Linked DNA regions of Mus musculus: region 2 is linked to region 1. Evidence: chromatin loops called from intact Hi-C (ENCODE). Cell type or tissue: heart. All regions are shown on one strand. Links, peaks and the distances in the headings refer to the core of each region. The heading gives the core; the rest is flanking DNA.

Evidence for each region. Hi-C counts contacts between places; a loop is a spot of excess contacts. Peaks named below come from ENCODE experiments on the same cell type or tissue, not always from the same donor. Only the 100,000 strongest peaks of a DNase experiment are listed, where the experiment ranks them.
Region 2: it touches region 1 in a loop (11-fold over the local background); 2 of 42 quality-filtered maps call a loop at or near these places.

What each region holds. Positions count from the first base shown.
Region 1 is chr16:29,205,530-29,212,411 of GRCm38, reverse strand. Plaat1 (phospholipase A and acyltransferase 1) reads right to left here and starts at 2,304. Exons shown (of 4, transcript NM_001357092.1): 1 at 2,103-2,304. In heart, for the core only: no CTCF peak of the experiment used is centred there; DNase peaks (open chromatin) are centred at 2,241, 2,641 and 3,481; H3K4me3 peaks cover 1,384 bases; H3K27ac peaks cover 1,721 bases; H3K27me3 peaks cover 1,386 bases.
Region 2 is chr16:28,996,803-29,003,684 of GRCm38, reverse strand. No RefSeq gene overlaps it. Among named protein-coding and RNA genes, the nearest start is that of Mb21d2, 71 kb to the right of the region's middle. In heart, for the core only: no CTCF peak of the experiment used is centred there; a DNase peak (open chromatin) is centred at 3,774.

The DNA.
Region 1 (6,882 bases), core at 1,172-6,171:
AAGACAGCCCACAGGATGGAGAAAATATTTGCAAACTATGTTTGGCAAGGAGGGGCTGCCATCCAGGATATATAAAGAATTTTAAAAACTTCGTCTCCAACAAAACAAATAAATGAAGTAAGCCAGACATAGAAAGGCAAGGGCTGCATATTCTTCCTCATGCAGAAACTTAAAAAGTAAGTTTGAAAGTTGAATAATGTTCTGTACTGATTGGGAATGCCACTGGAGGGAGGGTTGAATTGAATTTCACCAATGTATACCCTTCTCATATGTAGAAATATCACACTTTTGATGTGTCCAACTCATACTTGTCTACAAAACCTGAAACAGGGAATTATGCTGAGTGAAAAACAACAACAACAACAACAACAACAACAACAACCAAACAAACAAAAGCAATGTCAAAAGGTTACGTTCTCTGTGACTCTACCTCATGGTCTTCTTGAAATGACAAAAGAATGAACATAGTGGGTAAATGGTGTTTTCGGGGGTTAAGACAGTGACAGGAGGTAAGGTGGTGTGGCCACGGGATGGACACATCAAGGATTGGAGTGGTGACTTTGTAAGCCGATTGTAGAGACCAGTTGAGTTCATGCCAGGTCTAAAGTCACACAGGCAGTGAGTGACACATCTGAGATTCAATTTCAAGTCTATCTTCCTACGCCAATTTCATGCTCCATTATGCCACTGAATGTAATTAATAACTAATCAAAGGAGATGCGGCTAAAAGTCATGGCATCTTTCCCTCTTCTCAGATCCGGTAGAGGGAGAAGATTCAAAAGCACAGGAATATATACTTCATATAAACGCTCACATAAGGAACAAATGAAGCCTTGCTTAGGGGTCTGTATTTCTCTTCTACCCAGGAGGCTTTTCCAGGTGATGCTAGACCTATCTATGTGCTTTCCAGGACCACACATTAGGCAAAGAGCTACGAAGAGTTACCCAACAGCTCACATGCTCATCATATAGTGCTCAAGGAAGGCCAGCATGAATTCAATATTGTACAAGGATTTCATTTTCCAATTACAAAAACGGACTGCTCTGTTTATTGCACTACCTCAGATGCATCTGGGGAGGCATCAAAAGAAATAAGTGTACTGCACAGAGATGGTTATAGGGACATTTCATGAGTGCTATTCACGTCTACGAGACCGCCGGTCTTGTAGGATACCCAGGAGAGTGTTTCCCTGGCTCCCTCCAAAAATACTCGTGGAAGTGTGAAACATATTCACTACTGATCACTGGCTCCCCAGCCTCCAAGAGCCTCTCCATCCAATTTAGATAGGCTCCCATTTCCATCCACAGCCATGCTCCGCTGAGAGGAGAGGCTCCTGTGATGCTGTGTGTCTAGAGTGTCTTGCACTCAGATCCCGGAGCATGATGGATCCTATCCCAGAATTTACCCTGCACCTAAGAGCTTTCACTCTGGGACAAACTCATCATAAACCATCGCATCAAAACCATGCTTTGTTTCTTCCTAGGCTCCCTGGTACTGACTCCATCTTAATCTTGCCAAGATCTTGGCTCACTCTCTCACTCCACTATCTCTCTGTCTGCCATAATGACACCTCCTGAGTTCCCTGAAGCTCTATTTTCCTGAACCTGCGTCAGTAACTGGTGTCTGGGGACCTTCTCTGCTTTCCCAGATAGAGGGCTGTTTCTTGTTTATCTCTAGGCATCCCATTCCTAGTAGAGAGAGAGACACAAATACCTGCCTAGTAAATGTTAAATGAATACAGGAGCCAAGAACTCGAGACCTGTTCACGGCTTTCAGAACACAAGTCATAATCATAGTACTAAAAGCCAAGATAATATCACTGTCCCCCGTTCCAGGATCTAAGACAAACGTGGTCACTCTGGTAGTCACTTCAGTGAGCTGAGAAGTCTGCTCTGCCCAGCAGATTGAGTTTCCAGTATCTGTTCGGCCACTCAACAGTTTCCAAGCCTTGGAAAGCAGGGTCTCTTGTTCTCCTGCTCCCATTTATAAAAAAAGAGGAGGCTGGGTTTTAGTCAGCAGCTGTTTCACCTTTGAACTTTGCGACGGGCAGAAACAAGGTTGCCTAGCGCCTAGAGCGCATCCATTCCCTCCCCCAACGCACCTCCCTGCTCAAGCTGGGTTGTCTTAGTGCCCTGGAGGCAGTGACGGGCTTCCCGGGTTCTCCACGGGCTCGCTGCGGTGCCGCTAGCAGACCCTGGGTGACTCCATCCGCATCGCCCTGAGGCCAAGGCCACAGCCAAGGCCACCACAGCCTCCCTCCGCTGCGTCAACGCCAGCGTCCGCGCGCCGCGCCACCTCTGATCCCTCCGCGGGTTCCTGGCGCGCGCCTGCCAGACTGCATCCTGGGGTCCCTGGCGCCTACCCCTGGTCTTTGGAGCTCGGCCCAGACCCGCGCCCTCCCCGCCACCCAAATCCTCCAAGCACGCCTCAGGCATGGGATCCCCGGATTCTCCTTGCACACAACAGGCTCCATCGCCACCCCCACCCCCAGAACCTCTGTGCCCACGACAGACTTGGACCCCCAAAATCCTAGGCACCCTCCAGAGGTCGAGGCTCCCCCATTTCCTCTGCTAGTCCCCAGCCTGCTTGGGGAGTCCCTACCTTGGAGACTGGTCACCTGACACTGAAGCCCTCAAGCTGGCTGTAACAGACACACAAATCGCCTGCTCACAGCTCAGTTCCAGCCCAGTGCCTGCTTGGTTTCTTTCTCCCAGCAACCGGGACCTTCCTGAGACAAACTTTTGTGGTAACAGACTCTGCCATGCTAGGTGCTACAGTTTTAAGGATGGCTTGTCTTGTGCAGAGTCCAGAAATGTTTAGGGATAGTCCTCATAGATAAACAATACACCATGTCCACGCTGGACACCGATTCCTTATGGGACAAATTTTTTTCCCTCTGCTCTGCACTCCAAAGAAACTTCTCCCTCTTTGACTCAACGAAGAGTGGAAGATGTATTGCTTTAGAAAAGCCCATGACTCATACAGTCCTACATGAGTGCCCACAAAATAGCCCTTCTTAGAACCCAGAACCCAGGGGGTCAAAGAAGATACACTGACTAGCTACTTGGACAAAAATCAACGTAAGTATGAGGAGAGGGGAGGAGGAGGAGGAGATAGGGCAAATGGGGATCCTCCATTCCCTAGACCTCAGGGTGCTTCCTTCCCAAGCAGGGGAAATGGGGGAAATTACCTAGCTTGGGATGGGATGGAGCTGGCCTTCATTAAGAACCAGAGGCAGCGTTCCCTCCCTTGCCCTGCCCTGAAAAGCCCTGGATCTGGACAGAATAGGTTCCGTTCTCTGCTTCACTCCTGACTCATGACACAGCGATCCTGCCTTTTCAGGCCAGACAGACTTCAGAACCACAGCCGCCGAGGTTAAAAATAGAGCTGGAAATGGTGAGGATCCTCTTTCTCCTGGCTTAACAGAGTGCCCAGGAACTCCAGCCAGCTAAGCTGGGAAGGATGGGCAGACTGCTCCGTGAGCTTTTCTGGGAGCGACCCAGGACTTTGCTAAAACTAGTCATGTCTAGATTTGTCCACTGGCAGACATGGGATTGCAACCAAAAGACACCATACAAAAGCTTTGTAGCTGCTAGGCTTGAAGTGTTGGTCACATGAGGGAAATCTCTGCTAGGCAGCTGCTTTCATAAGGGTTGTGGATGTGGATTGGTTGCTGGGATCTGCAGCGCATGGTCGCACTTGACACCTTCTAGACAGAGCACAATCAGGAGTCATCGGAAACATCTGGATCCTTCAAATGGCATTGTGGGAAAAGGAACACTTGAGAGGTGGTGGGTGTGTTCTTCAGGAGTTAGTATTTTTTCCAAATCTTCCATTAAATGCATATTTAGGTATAAACTGAATGCCGTTGAGAACCTTTCCCTGGGGAAACACATAAGCATGGAGTTGCTTGCATCCCTCAGCCATCCCAATTGAGCCATCACAGAAGGGGGTGGCATGTGATTTTATACAGAAGAGTTAGTGTGCGCGTTTATAAAGCCATCCTGCTTATGAGCTAAATTTATTACGTTTGCCAGGTTAATCTGTTTTCTCTAATCGGACACTTAATCATCCCGTCTCCTTCCAGCATTACGGATTCATGAATGTCAACTGAGGAGAGTTGCTCAGTCAGGGCCAGATGATAAATTATCGCTTCATTTTGGGGGTATTTGTGACTAAATGCCTCATAATAGAATTAAGGTGAGATAAATCTCATAATTTTAGTTCTAGATCCGTGCCAGGTGTGGGGGAAAAATGCATCTGGCCGAAAGCAAGAGCAGTCCCATCGCTGAATGGAATTCCAGATGAGAAAAGCTTTGTGTACAGGACAGAGAGTTTTTTTCTTCACCCCTATGTGGTGGGAGGCGGGAGAGGGTTGGCCACTCCCTGGTACTATCTGGGTGAGCTGCACAGAATTACCATTGCCATAAAGCAAGGGTGAGCTGCAGAGACTGAACGGCAGTGTCTGTCTGCATCTAGAGTTGTCAACCTGGAATCTCGAAAGCTGTAGCTATGCTCAGGACAGATTGAGCCAGATGTTATAGGTCCACCTAAATAACCAGCTACTGGGTTTTCTGGTTTGGTTTGGTTTTTGATTTGCTATCAGAGTCAGAGTCTAGTTGGTTTGGAAAGGTTGAAACATTGAAATAACCCTAAGGGATACTATTTCATCACACCTTTTATTAAATAAATGCTACGTCCATATCTAAGCAACAACTCTGGGAGAGAATAAGATTCATTCTTTGTCTTTTTGACATATGACAACAAAACCAATCGACAAGTGTGGCATTCTATGGAGACCTCCAACCAACCATATACAATGCCACACACAGGTACTGTGTGTGTGTACTTCTTATTCTTAGCAAAAATATTCTCATTGTTTTGTGTCGCTTGGTCCTCCTAACACACCTCTAGCTCCTTGGGTTCTGGCTGTTGCTGAGAGACATGAATCTCTGAGCTTAGACTCTCCTGGGGTATAATCCAGGTCAGATTTCTTAGTTGTGAGTCTTCCTATATCCAGAGTCCCTCTTCCATTGTAGAGCAAAATCAAAATCTCATACTGACTTACTTATAATGGTTCTGGGATTTAAGCCAAGCCTCACCCAGAACAAAACACATGTATCACCACTGAGCTACAAAAGGATTCTACAGCCTTGCTTTTGTATTAAAGCTAATAATGATAGTAATGGTAATAACAACAATAAAGAGGTTAACAATGCTCTCTTGGATGTTTTTAAATAGTTAGAAGAGAAGACTTTAAATGTTTTTCCCACAAAGAAATAAATGAATGGTATCACCACAGATATTTAATATTAATCAGAGGTTTCTACCCTACCTTGAATCAGTTAGTCCCCAGATAAAAGATACAAAACCTTTTTTGTTTTTTGTTTGTTTGTTTGTTTGTTTGTTTTGGTTTTTTGAGACAGGGTTTCTCTGTGTAGCCCTAGCTTTCCTGGAACTCACTCTGTAGACCAGGCTGACCACGAACTCAGAAATCTGCCTGCCTCTGCCTTTCAAGTGCTGGTATTAAAGGTGTGCTCTGCCGCCGCTCGGCCAAAACCTTTCTATTTATGATAAGCCTTTGAAGCACTAGAGCTGTGCATAATCTACCCTCTATGCTATTATGTCTTCTTCCATGACAGTAACCCTGAGATATGACTTTGCCTTGTTCTACCTGGGCCACTCTTATGCCCACTAGCTAGCCCTTGTGATCAATTCTCAGGATTCCTTACCCTACAGTGTCCTTTCCTCTCTCTGCCTTCTCCCTCTTCTTGTGTGGTGCTACCTCAGACCCCAAGCCAGAGAGCTGAAACTCTGCCTGATTCTCTTCTGCCCAGCTCTAGGCTGTAGATATCTTTATTCAACCAATGGTTTTAAATTAAGGAGCAAAGTTACATAGCATCACTTGGTGTACATGAGGGTTCCCTCATCCCTGAGGCAGCCAGATCTTGGGGGCCAGTAGTTAACATTATAATACACATAGCAACAGACCAAACCTCAACATAATGATTGATTATTATACAATACAACCAATGATTATTATACAATACAACCCATTTGATCATTATACAATGTACGAATGTATTATAACCTTATTGTGCACTCCACAAATATGTTTAGTATCTGTCCATTTAAAAAAACTGATACCAAAAAAAGCTAGAATCTGGGGTAAACTAAAATATCTCAATAATTAAGTTAAAATGAATAAACACCGTGTACTGAAAAAAAAACTTCTCAAAATAAAAAGGCTTGCACAAATATAAGGTAAATAAGAGCTGGCTTCATACATGGTCTTTGTGATGACCTCATGCCTTACACAGATCGTTTCTGGGTGTAGGTAGTGACTGCTGGTTACATGAACACATGAGTTAAGGCAGTCATTTAAACAGTTCAAATCCCGCCCCTCTCCCTTCAAAAGATCCTGTGAAAGTCGAAGCTTTTTCTTTGGCTTCAAATGTCAAGGGAAGGACTGCTCAGCATGCAAATTGCTCTCCTCCTCAGTCTGTGTTGTAAGCTCTGGGTCCTGATGACCTAGACATCTGTGCCCTTACTTATTCCCGGGTCTGATGTCTTTGAAACTGCTGCTTTCCTGCTCTAGGCTGGTGGGAAATAGCTAAGTTAATCATTTGTTAAATTGGCAAACTGAGCCAATTCTCAGGGGCAGGCAAGGGTTGGCTACCAAGCAGGGCAATGTCATGAAATCTAACTTGGAGATACAGAGACAGTCAGCATATGGCCAAGAAGGGTATGGATCCACTGTCTACAGAAGTAGCATATGTTCTGCTTGGGGGAAAGCCCTGGACAGTACAATGGAAGGCTCAAGTTCTAATCCCAGGCCCATCCCTTGCTGACAATAGGACAGGAGCACATTCCTCAGGTCT
Region 2 (6,882 bases), core at 742-5,741, 210 kb after region 1:
CTCCTTCTTTGTTGCCACGTCAAACCATGATATGAGGGTTTGTGCCTAGACTTACTGTATCTTGTTAGGTCATGTTTAGTAATTATCTTTGGGGGGCCTGTTTGTTTGTTTGTGTTTGTTTTTAAGAGAAACTGAAAAGTTGATCCAGAGAAGAATAAAGTTGGGGACCGGGGGGCTTAGAGGAATGGAGAGAGAGGAAACTGCATTTGGGGTGTTCAGGATGCAATGAATGAAAGTAATAAAGCCTAACAACAACAACAACAAAAATCCCAAGACCTATGCTTGGATATTCCACTGGCACTTCAGGTATGCACCTGCCCTTAAGCAGTGGTCTTTGCCACAAGCCTTGCTGCCTCCAAAACAGATGAGCTAAAAAGAGTATCACAGAGCCTCAAGTGGCAGAAGTCAGAGCTAATTAACCACCAACTCAGCCCAGTCTACACCCAGCTCCAATTCAGCATAGTGTACACCCAAGGATGTGTAGTTTGCTTGTGGCCACCTCAGCACTCACACAGGCTTGAACCTGCCCATCTTCAAAGCTCAGCCTCTGTGGTGTGGAGCTCAGTGAATGAGTCCAAGAGAACAGAAAAGGACCCTGTTGGGAGGATGTGATCTCCATCCCTTACCAGCTTACCTCTGCTTCAGTGTCCCAGTGACCTTGGAAAGGTAAGTAATTTTCCCATCTGTTCCTCCATGCAGTAGGATCTAGAATGTTAAGAATGGAGCCTCTGTCATAGAATGCCAACTGTTAATGTTGGGACTATGTGCAATCCCATCATTGTTCAGGCAAGGCCTGCATAATTCCCCACACACATTCAAACCTTGAGCCCTCTTGAAAGCACAAAATCCTAGGAATACTAACCTTAAAAGCTTTATTCATATCATCTGAAGATGAGAAAATAGTTTGTTGCATGCCCACTTAATAGGCTGCCAGTGAACCACAGAACAGCTTTTAGTGTTCCTGGTGCAACGTCAAAACCTGTGCTGGGTATCAATAGCCATGATCTTTCCCTTAGCTGCAGCACTGAGTTTCATCTCACACTCGGGGGGGGGGGGAGATGTGTTGCAAAAGGAATAATGGAACAAAGATTTGCATTGCAAAGAAGCAAAAATCAATGGTGGACTGGAGCTGCAAGAGCCCTAGCCATCGAACAGTCCCTATGTATGATAAATTGCACCCTTCTTCTTCTGTTGGAAAGAAACGGGGCTCAAATTCATTGCATTAATTTTATTGATTTACAGTCTTTAGAAGGTAACAGTCATGTGACTGTGTGGCTAACCCTCGTAATGGTCCATGTTCCTTGACAGGTTTTCTGATAGGCCTGAGTTATTTTTCCCTCCTAGGCCACATCTGAAATAGCCAACCTCAGCAGTTTCGGTTGAGTGAGAAAATGCAAGATGGATTCCCCATGTGCTCCCTGTGTGAACTTGTTTTTCCCAGCATACGGATGGATTCACACACTCTTAGAACCTCAATAAGCACAAGTGTCGTCCAACGTGAACGAGCACCTTGACGAGACCAGGAGTCCGTGACCTCTGTAGTTAAGCCTCCTGTTTTGGGGAGAGCTTGAAAGTCTAGAAAGTTGGAAAGACTCTTAGTCCAAAACCTGCCTTCCTACCCACATTTCAAAACGTTAGTTAATACACTCTCAGCCCACTCCTTCCCCACAGTGAGCACTTGATGAGTCTTAAGTATAGCACAGATATTGTAATTGGCTAATTCAGTGAGGTCCATTAAGTCTGTGGGTATTAAAGGCGAAGTATGAGAAAATAGTCTCTACGCTACAATCCCCCTCATCAGTACCTTGTGGGTTGGAGTAGCTCCAGCTAGTGTTGAGGGAATTCAATGAGAGAGACAGTGCCAGCCAAGTAGGTACATAATGTAATGATGTCCGAGTCAAAGCAAAGACATGGTCACTTGGAAAACTTCAAACACAACTAACATGCTTTTACTCCAAAGATAAAGGCTCCTAGTCCACAGGCTTCATGTAGAGACAGAAGCAACCACTTCTCAAGCAACCACTCTCCTGGAAGGATCTCGCCCTGACATCCTATCGCTTCCCCACAGCTAAGTCTGATGTGGCTGAAATGGGGTCCTGCTGTGCTTGGGCCATTAGGATTCACATCTCCCTTCATCTATGACAGATGTCAAGAGGACGAATTCTCTCTTGAGAAAAGGCCCCAATTAAATATGCTCATTAAAGCTCCGTGAGTCTTCTCCTTTCTTCAAATGCGCAGCAAAAATGAATCTCTGTCTGCTGACCTGAAACCTGGCCAAAGAGTGCTTGGCCCGGGTGCAGTGTGGGATGGCTGCCAGAACCACGTGAGCTGTACACAGCAGTTTCACCGGCAAATGCCAGGCTCTTCCTGCTGCCCCTCCAGCTGGTGGTCAGACACTGGTGGGTGCCTGAAGAAGGAACCCTGAACCGAATAGCACAGTTTACTCATGATCAAAACGAAGAGAACACATTACGCTAAAGTGAGTTCAAATCTGTCCAGTCAGGCCCTCATTGGTCTCATCCACGAATTCTGGCTTTCTGTGTACATGATACAAAGCAAGACAGTAAAGGGAGCATGAAACAGAAAGCAATAGTATAGAGCTAATTGTATAAAAATGTCACCATCAGCCACAATGTGTGAATAGAGGACACTGTTGGGGCCATGAAGACTACAGATCTCGAGAATACAGTCCCTCCCAGGCCACTGCCACTACCACTGATATCACCATCAAAATCCAAGTAATGTTTATGACATATTTCCTGTCTAATAGGTGGTGCTATATGGTTGAGTACTGTGTGTTAATTCATGGCTCATTACTATGTGCTAAATCATTTAACCCCGTAAAAGCCCTTTGATGAGATCTAATCACATGATTCTTCCTATTTGCAGAAAACAAAAAAGTGAGATCTAGAGAGAATAAAATAACTTATTGATAAGGTAAGATCAGGTAGGAGAGAACAGAATAAAGACTCCTGCTTTGTCTACTACTTTGGTTGCACAACAAAGCCTCTGTTATTGAAACTGGTAAGGTGATGCTCTTACACACACAAACACACACACACACACACACACACACACACACACACACACACACACACCACACCCTTCGGCCTCCTTCTGCCCTGGGAGCTTGGCTTCTGGTCCTAAGCACATCATGCCATCTCCTTCAAATTGTCTCCTTGTTTCTGTGCAAATAAATATGCCTGAGGTCTTAACCCATTTAAAAATTGAAGTATATGTTTTCTACAGCTCATTGGGGGATCACCAGTCTATATTTGCACTAATCTCCATGCCGTCTCCATAAATATTTTCATTTAGAAAGAGTATGTTGCTTTATTAAGTCATTTTAAATTACTGTCTTTTATCTTGATCATCTTTTATTATTATGACCTGTGTCTCCATCAGATTTGAAGAATACCACGACATGGACCATGCTTTGAATTACTCTCAGCCCCGGCCACATACCCGTGCCAGTTGGTAAGTGTTAATTAAACTGGATGCAGCCTCTTCCTCAGCTTCAGCATAAACTCCCCATTAGTCAGTATTTAACCGGCCTTATGAGCTTCTGAGGAAACGGTAGGAATACAACCATCAGCCAGAGTCTGGTCGCCCCTCTGAAAAACATGTGACTTTTGTAGGACTCCCAGAATGGACAGAAGACTCCCTGATCTCCACCCATGCTCCTCCTGTGCCAGCCTGGGTGAGTCACACGCCAGCACCTCACCATGTCCACACACCTCCACGTATCTCACAAGGTCAGAACAGGCTTTCCTGGCAATGCTGGCAGAGAAGAGACATCTGGCAAGCATGAACATGCTGGCACCAGACACCTGGCCCACTTAAACCAGCTTTAGTTATGATCTTCACATTCTGTATCCAGGCCAATGCAGAGGGTAGGAAATGACTATATCGCCTCTCCAAAATCTGGCCTGTGCAAGCCAGGTTCATGATGGTCATCTGTTGCACTATCTGTCGGTGGCACCTGCAGCTCAGACAGCCAAAGCCAGAAGTTGTTGATTGAGACCTTGGCAATCCTAGCATCCCGTAGTAACGCCAAGAGCTGAAAAGGTGACGAGTTGTCTAAATTGTCTTGTCAACATCACTGGCAGGTTTCAATATTCAAATGCTGCAAAGGACAGATGAGAGATGCTCCAGGTATGTTATGCTTCACAGATGCCAGTGGAAGGAAAGAGGCAGCAAATGGTGGAGAGCTTAGTGATTTCTCAGGGGGCAAGGACTGAGAGCCCTTTACTGCTTTCGCAAAGTGGGGTTGTTGATGACTAACAGACCTTTCATTAAGAGCCAGGGAGTCTCAGTTTCATTGACCAGAAGACAAGATAAAGCAACCTTAGCAACAGAAAGAAACATTGTATCCAGTTTGAAATTGTATTCCCACTAAAACTGCATTAAAAGAGATGGGGAACTTAAAAAAAAAAAAACTAAAAAAATGGAGAACTGGGAACAACATGAGTAAATATAGAAATGTTTTTTTAATATTTAAGGCTCATTAAAGGTTATTAGATTTTAACAAAAAAATAATTTCAATGTATGCGGGGTTTAAAATATATGTACCAGTTAAAAATCTATGCAGAGATCCCGAAGGCCAAGACAAGAAGCAGGAGAACACCACTGTTCAAATAACGTGGTGCTAATGGTTACAACACTGTGGGTGCTTTGGATGAAAAGGGCCATATAGGCTCACATATTTCAAAAAATTGGTCCCCAGCTAGTGGTACTATATGGGGAAGTATAGGAGGTGTGACCCCGTGGGAAGAAGGAAGTAACTAGAGATAAGCTTAAAAGTAAAAGGTCTTCTATCTCCTTCTGCTTCATGCTTATGGTAAAGGCAGTGAGGGCTCAGCTTCTTGCTCCTGCTACTGCTTACTGCCTAGCATCCCCACCTGGATGGACTTTCATCTCTCTGGAACCATAAGACAAAGTAAATTCTTTTTTTTTTATTCTATAAGTTTTCTTGAAAATAATGTTTTACATTTGACAGCAACAGAAAGGTAACTAATACAAACATGACTTAAATAAACACTAAAATAAGTTTATGATGAATATAACAAAGCAGACATCAAAATCAAATAACAGAGTTGTAATTAATTTACCAATAAAAGATGTGATGGAATAAAATGCTGAAAACTGAATTAAACCTAAAGAATGACATAAAAACAGTAGGAGGGACAAAAGTCATACAGCAAACAGAAGTAAAATGCTAAATTGGCAAATTAAACCTAATCATATCAAAAATCACACTAAACATAAATAGTATAAGTACAAAATTTGAAAGTGGACACTGTCAAATTATATTTTACAAACAGGATCTAATACTATTTAAAATAATCACCTTCAAATAAAAATATACTACCAGATTAAAAATAAAGTTATAGAAAAATAGATATTTGATTGCTGGCAGACTAGAACGTTTCAGAGCAACAAATAGCATCATACACAAAAGGGATCATTTTTCAATTAATAGCTAATTTATCAGGTTGGAGCATCAACCCTAATTTTTATACTCCATAGCAGAAATGAAAAAGGTGATAAAACCATAGAGTTTAAGGTTTTAACATTCCTCTCTCAATAAATAGTAGAAAAACATACAAAAACTTGTTAAAGGGGACTAGAGAGATGTATCAGCCATTAAGATTGTTTGTTGCTCTCAAAAAGGTCTCAACTTTGGCCATCTCAGATGGCTCACAACCAACCCCTTGTAACTCCAGATCCAGGGCCTCTGATAGCCTCTTTTGGCCTTAACCGTCACCTGCACTCACATGAGCATACCCCAACACAGTCACATACATACAGATAAGTTTATAAAAAGTTAGACCCATTTCATGGTGGACAGAACCACCCCTGGGCAGACAGTCCTAGATGATATAAGAAAGCAGGCTGAACAAGCCACAAAACACAAGCTAGAAAGTGCCATTAGTCTGTGGCCTCTGCTTGGATTCTTGCTTCTAGGTTCCTGCCTTGACTTTCCTCAAGGATGGATGTAGCCTGACGGTTATAAGCTGAAATAAATCTTTCCTCCCCAAAATGCATTGGCTATGGTGTTTTACCAGAGTAATAGAAACCCTATGAAACATATTCTGTCATACAAGTGGAGTCTTTCCCAAAGTAGTCAGTATTCTTGTCTCTGAGAGAATTCAATAAACTTAGGAGGATTCAAGTTATAGGCTGTGTGATCTTTCACTGTATATATTGGATATGGGACTTCAAAGATTTAAGCAGCAACTGACCCGAAAGCATCCTCCCTGAGAACTAGCCGTCATAATACCAGAAGTTGCTACGCCATTCCTAATACAAATTCTGGGCCCATCCGGGGAATTTCCTCAGTGGGAAATGGTCATCTCTGAGAACACTGCACAGCTCTGGAAGGTTCCAGCCTTTGTGATCATAATAGAAATTGCATTTTCAGTGTGCTGTGTATACACAACAGGAAACGGATGCACAGCACTATGTGCAAGGACATCAATCGCCATCGAATCTTTAAGAATAAATCTAGTGAAAGATATTCAAAAATCGTACCCTGGAAAATATAATATATTACCAAGAAAAATAAAAGAAAATGTACGTAAACTGAAACTTTAATATGTTCGGTGGTTAACTCACTCTGAGTTGATGTGTAACTTATATGTACTCTGTCAATACCCCAGCAGAATTTTTTTCTGTTAGTTTATTTTACTTATTTAAAAATTGACAAGCTAACTCTCATGAAAATGCAAAGGACCGAGAAACTGAAATAAAAAAGTAAAACCTTGGACTAATAGTAAAGTCAACCTTACACCACTTGATTTCCAAACAAATTATAGTTACAAAACTCAAAACTGTGGGCATAGTAGGAAGATCAATCAATAGAAAACGCAGCAGAGGAAA